Regions from separate parts of the Homo sapiens genome. Here region 2 is linked to region 1. Evidence: read pairs that join two places in POLR2A ChIA-PET (ENCODE). Cell type or tissue: Caco-2. All regions are shown on one strand. Each heading gives the region's core, and the rest is flanking DNA. Links, peaks and the distances in the headings are about the cores only. Region 1 has its middle 5.4 kb from the start of PAX2. Region 2 has its middle 18 kb from the start of SLF2.

Region 1 (2,903 bases), core at 306-2,805:
GGCGCACCCCAGGGCGCATACCCTCGGCTGTCAGATCCCAGGGAGCCGAAACTTACACCCCAGCCCCTTCCGCAGAAAGGCCTGACCGGCTCCTGCCCGGCCTTTCCCCCTCCTCCTCCCCATTCTCTCCCCGCCCTTCCCCCTGCCTGGCCCTCTGGTCACGTTGGAGGATGGTTTTTTTTTTTTTTTTTTTTTGGAAGAGCTTCTGGTACAATATGGAGCACCATGGGCTGCAATTTCACACTCCACAGCACATTCCCCCTAAAGCTACTTTCTTTTTTTTTTCATCTAAGACCCCCTAATTTCTGCTTCCTCGCTCCCTCCCTCCCTCCTGCTCTCACTCTTCTTTTCCTGCTTTTGTTCCCAATATTTGGGCTCCCTGCGTGAAGCCCGGGGGGCCTGACTCCCAGCTGGCCCCGCCCGCTCGGTCTGTTGGTCCTGTGGAGTCCAGGCGCACGTGCTGGGCCTTTATCCTCCAGGATCCCTCCCCCTTTAATCTAGCTTCCCCTCACAAGAGGTCTTTGCGACCTGCCCAGCCCTTCACAGGCCCTTTGAGGAGCAACAACAATGCAAGCCACTTGGCCACCAAAGCTGCCTCTTAGTGGCACGGGCCAGCCAGGTGGCTACCGCCCATGGGCCACTCTACTAGGGAACTGAAAAAATAGCGAAGCTGGGAGAAACCCAGCCAGCAGGTCTAGAGAGTAAGAGTGAAGGTCCTGTCCAACAGAGAACAAGCTAAAAGGGCTAGGAGCCCCGTGAGGCCCTGGTACTTCTGGCTCAGACCTGGACACAGCCTGTACCGCCTCCCTAGATACCCATGGACCTCCTAAAGGGGCCACTCACCCCACAGCCTACAGGAAAAAGTGACAGCCACTACATACACAGTCCCTTTGCTTCTTTGAGACTCAGTTTTCTCACCTGTAAAATGGGGATAATTACGCCTGTCTTGTCTACTCCATGGAGCTAATCAATAGGCATTTTGCAAACCCAGACATTTCTCTAGTAGATTATGGAGTAAATGGCCAGCTTTCTGAACTCTTACCCTTTCACAAAGAGGTAAAGGAGGGATCTGAGTGCTAAGGTAGGGCAGGAGGTGGCGTTTTCCACCCAACTTCAATCCTATAAAGGTTACTGGGGATTCCTCCCCGCGCCGCCTTCCTGTTTTATTTTGTTTCCCCTTCTATTGGCTATGCCACACCTGTCCAGGTTTATCGTTCTTCCCTCTGTCTATACCTCCTGCCACTCCTCCATTCCCACTTCCTGCACCCCCCTCCCAACTGCACCAGCGCAGCTGCTAGAGGATCGGTTAAATTCCTCACTGCCCACCCCCCAACCACCACCACCAACAGCCGGGTTAATTGTGGCCTCAGGCGCGGTCCTCTTCAGCCAGTCCGCCAAAACCGTCGGGAGGAGCTGGCCCATTGGCGGAGACCTAGGGAAGGAAATCCCGTCCGGTCCGGTTCCAAACAAAGAAAGTTGGTTCTCCCAGGACCTGCAGTTAATCAGTCAAAGCCAGAGCGGACAGGAGACGGTGGGGAGAGGCCTGGCTGGGAGGAGGCTCGAAGGAGGGAGAGACAGGAGGGGAAGAAAGAGGACCTTAGAGAGTTGCCGAGGGAACTGAGAAGCCACCACCTGTCTCTGGGAGGCCTGAAGAGGCTGGTTTGTGCGAAGCCGAAGTCCCCACCTGGCCAGCTGTCCCCTCCCCTCCTCCCCTAGGCCGGGCGAGAGAGTCGGAGGGAGGCTGAGTGTCGCTGGCGAAGTAATGATTAACTCTCTTAGCAGCCGGCCCGGAGCCCGCGGCCTCATCGGGCTGTGGTCGAGGGAGACGGTGCAGGCTGACCCAGGACGTCCCCGGCGTTACCTCCACAGTCATCGCCGCCGCGACCGTGGGACCTGCGGAGGGTGGGGGCAGGCGACAGCCGGGGGCGGCCGAAAGGGAACGGAGAGCAGGGCCAGGGAAGCACACTCCAGAGGCTGGGAGACCAGAGGGAGCGAAACAGCCACAGCCGAAATACAGGGAAAGGAAGGGTCCCCGCGGGTGAGCGCGCGCGACCGGGCCGCGCTGGGCAGAGTTGGAGAGGGGCGGGAGGACCCGCGCTGAGTTTCCCAGAGTTGCGAGCCGGCACCAAATCTACCGTCTCGGATCCATCCGCGGCGCGCCCGCCTTTCCTTCCTCCTCTCCCAGCAGCTGTGTGGATGTGAGGAGCAGGCGGAGAGCGCGCCACAGCCGGGAGCTGGTAAGGCAGGGGGACCCGCCAGAGAGACTGGGAGGCCCAAAGGGCAGGGCCGCCGAGGCGGGGACAGGCTGCGAGGTGGCTGGAGACAAAGGACCCGAACGCAGGGGAGAGGGGACCAGGGGCGAGAGCGGCTGGCTGAAACAAGGAGAGACCCGAGGAAAGGGGCGTCGTGGGACCCGCCTGGGTTTGTCCACTCCTGCCACCTCCGCCTACGTCCAGCCTGGAGCCAGGACGTCCCAGGGGTTCCTGGCCCGCCGTCTTGGGGCCTCGGGTCGGGGCTAGGGCTGCTGCTGAGAGTTGCGGTGGCTATGGGGGCCGTGTGTGTGTGTGTGTGTGTGTGTGTGTGTGTGTGTCCGCGTGCGCGCGCGCGACGGATTAGGCCCTCGGGGAAAGGGGGAAGGAGGGCCCTCTCTGTAGGGTGAGACCCCTGCCCCAGGCGACTGCCAGCCTCTGCCCTCCAAGGTCCAGAGCCATCCGTTCCCCGAACTTGAAACAAAAGGGCTGAACTGAATCCCTCAGGAGCCAGGACAGGGTCTCTTTCTGGAAAAAATGCTTTGGTTTGAGACTTGCATCTCAAGCGTCACCTACATCCAGAATTATTTCTTAACTTTGTGTAACTGTTCCTAAAAAAGAAAAGCTGCAAGGTAAATGTTGGAAAGAAAAAAA
Region 2 (2,903 bases), core at 225-2,724, 160 kb before region 1:
AGTGAGTTTTCATAAGCTGTGTTTAAATGGGAGGTAGCAATGGTACCAGCATAAAAGCCAGCTTTGGCCAGGTGCGGTGGCTCACTCCTGTAATCCCAGCACTTGGGAAGGCTGAGGCGGGCGGATCACTTAAGGACAGGAGTTCGAGACTAGCCTGGCCAACATGGTGAAACCCTGTCTCTACTAAAAAATACAAAAATTAGTCATACGTGGTGGTGGCCACCTGTAATCCCAGCTACTCGGGGGGCTGAGGGAGGAGAATCACTTGAACCCGGGAGATGGAGATTGTAGTGAGCTGAGATCATGCCACTGCACTCCAGTGCACTCCAGCCTGGGCAACAGAGTGAGATTCTGTCTTAAAAAAAAAAAAAAGCTAGCCTTTCCCGGGCGGAGGATGCTCACTGGAACACAGAGCCGGACAAAAAGTGGCCAGTTGGCAGCAAGGAGACTACAATGTTTGGAGAGGAGGGGTATCAGGTGGTGATGGGGGACTTTGATGGGCTGAGGGGACTTCTCTGAGTGGAGAATTCATCAGGGGCTGGTGCTTCCTGAAGACAAAGGCTGCTGGGGCCAACTGGGATTTACTGGGCTTTAGCTAATCCTTGGTTTGGAGACACACAGATTACCTGTCTGGCCTATTTGTTAATGTGTTATACAGAGATGAAAACCCAATAAAAGAGAGGCCTGGGAGAACAGAACTCCTGTGAGGTGAGAGGCCCCCTCCCCAATGTAAAGCTGATGGCCACTCTGAGTGGGTCTTGCTTGATGGATAGTTGGCTACCCAAGGAGAGAGAGAGGGAGGGAGGGAGAGAGGGAGAGAGAAAGGAGAGAGAGTTGAAAGGGAGGGTAGCACCCAGTGAGGGCTTCCAGTAACCATTTCAGAAAGGAGTCGATGGCACAGATGGGAGAACTGCAAAAAAAATTTAAAAAGAAAGAAAAAAAGACAAACCAAAAATAAAGGAGTCAAGAGGCAGGCGGGGGAACCAAACCTTGTTACACCTGTAAGATTCTTGATTATGTGTGGCTTCCTCAATCGTGTTGTTTATATTTTCCACGTCTGTTTCCATGGTGATTAGCAGTAAATCAGTAGCAGCAAAGCAATAAAAGCTTTAAAATAAAATGTATTTGTCTTTGGGGAGCAGCAAGAAAGGAGGAGCTGGGGAGGCTGGCAAAGGTACCTCCCCAAGGAGAGGAAAGCAGGCTGGTTCCAGGACCCACTGCAAGAAGGTGAAGGAGATCTAGACTTGGCAGCAAGCTTGGGTGGAGGAGGATCCTTGGGGCTTATTTAAAAAACAACTACAACAACGAAAACCCCAGCCCTTCTATTATTTTGCTTGTCCTTCCATTGTGGCATTTATTTCACACCTACTTGGAGATAATAAATTACCCTGTGGTCTGGGTGCGGTGGCTCACGCCTGTAATCCCAGCATTTTGGGAAGCTGAGGCGGGTGGATCACTTGAGTCCAGGAGTTTGAGACCAGCCTGACCAACATGGAGAAACCCCGTCTCTACTAAAGCTACAAAAACTAGCCGGGCATAGTGGCACACGCCAGTAGTCCCAGCTACTTTGGAGGCTGAAGTGAGAGGATTGCTCAATCAAGCCCAGGAGGCAGAGGTTGCAGTGAGCTGAGACTGAGCCACTGCACTCCAGGCTGGGTGACAGAGTGAGATTCTGTCTCAAATAAATAAATATGTAAATAATCCTGTGATCATTTGCTTTTATATTTTCAGCTAGATGTAAGAATGAAACCATGTCTCACGTGTTCCTATATTCCCAAGCAGCTGATACAGAACAGGGCATGTTTCAAGGGCTCAATATATTTTTCTTTCTTTTTTTGGTTAAAAAGAATCTTACTTCTATATACATATGTATAATGCATAAATGTGCCCTTTTTACTTCCTCTTTTTGCTTGGCTTCCTCCTCCCCATCTTCTCAAAGTCATACAATCATATGCAAATAGAATGCACACATACATATATAGATTTTTTTGTCTATATATATTTCAAAAAATATGATTATATGATATTATACACTTTTCTGCCACTTGCTTTTTTTTTTCCCTCAACAATACCTTGGAAATCTACCAAGCAAACTTCTGCAATACAATCTCATTCTTTTTTTTTTTTGAGATGGAGTCTCACTCTGTCGCCCAGGCTGGAGTGGAGGGACAAGATCTTGGCTCACTGTGGCCTTGACCTCCCAGGTTCAGGTGATCCTCCTACCTCAGCCTCCTGAGTAGCTGGGACTACAAGCACAAGCCACCATGCCTGGCTAATTCTTTGTATTTTTTTTTATAGAGATGGGGTTTTGTCATGTTGCCCAGGCTGGTCTTGAACTCCTGTACTCAAGCAATCAGCCTGCGTCAGCCTCCCAAGGTGCTTGGATTACAGGTGTGAGCCACCATGTCTGGCCCGTCATTCTTTTTAATAGCCAGAGGTGTGGCTGTGCTATATATAACTTATTCAAGGTGTGGCTCAGCTGGAGCTCCTGGATTTCTGGAGCTGATTGTTCACATTTCTTTCCAACCTGGCACTCAGTGACATCAGGCTGGTAGCTTGAAATGAGGCATGACGGGAATATTCACATCATAGAAATCTGCAAACACTGCAAACCAGGGCTTTTTCCTGGTTTTAACTAGCATACCACTCGGTGCCTATTACTGGGTTTTAATTTGTTTCTGTCTTTTTTCCTCAGGGATGGGGAGAAGAATGGCCAGTACAAACAATCCTAATATGTATGTGTGTGTGTGTGTGTGTGTGTGTGTGTGTGTGTGTGTGTGTGTGTGTGTGTACGTATGTATGTATAATCTCTTGGCATTTGCTCTTCTATGGGATATAAGAGTGTGATTGATGGGTCAAAGGGAATATATATTTTCAATTTCTAAAGATGTTTCCAGATTATA

The links. Peaks named below come from ENCODE experiments on the same cell type or tissue, not always from the same donor. Only the 100,000 strongest peaks of a DNase experiment are listed, where the experiment ranks them.
Region 2: POLR2A ChIA-PET joins it to region 1 with 19 read pairs; 3 of 35 experiments call an interaction of 5 or more read pairs at or near these places.

What each region holds. Positions count from the first base shown.
Region 1 is chr10:100,738,702-100,741,604 of GRCh38, reverse strand. It overlaps a transcript of PAX2 not described here. Among named protein-coding and RNA genes, the nearest start is that of PAX2, 5.4 kb to the left of the region's middle. In Caco-2, for the core only: no CTCF peak of the experiment used is centred there; a DNase peak (open chromatin) is centred at 1,754; H3K4me3 peaks cover 1,474 bases.
Region 2 is chr10:100,893,777-100,896,679 of GRCh38, reverse strand. No RefSeq gene overlaps it. Among named protein-coding and RNA genes, the nearest start is that of SLF2, 18 kb to the left of the region's middle. In Caco-2, for the core only: no CTCF peak of the experiment used is centred there; no DNase peak of the experiment used is centred there.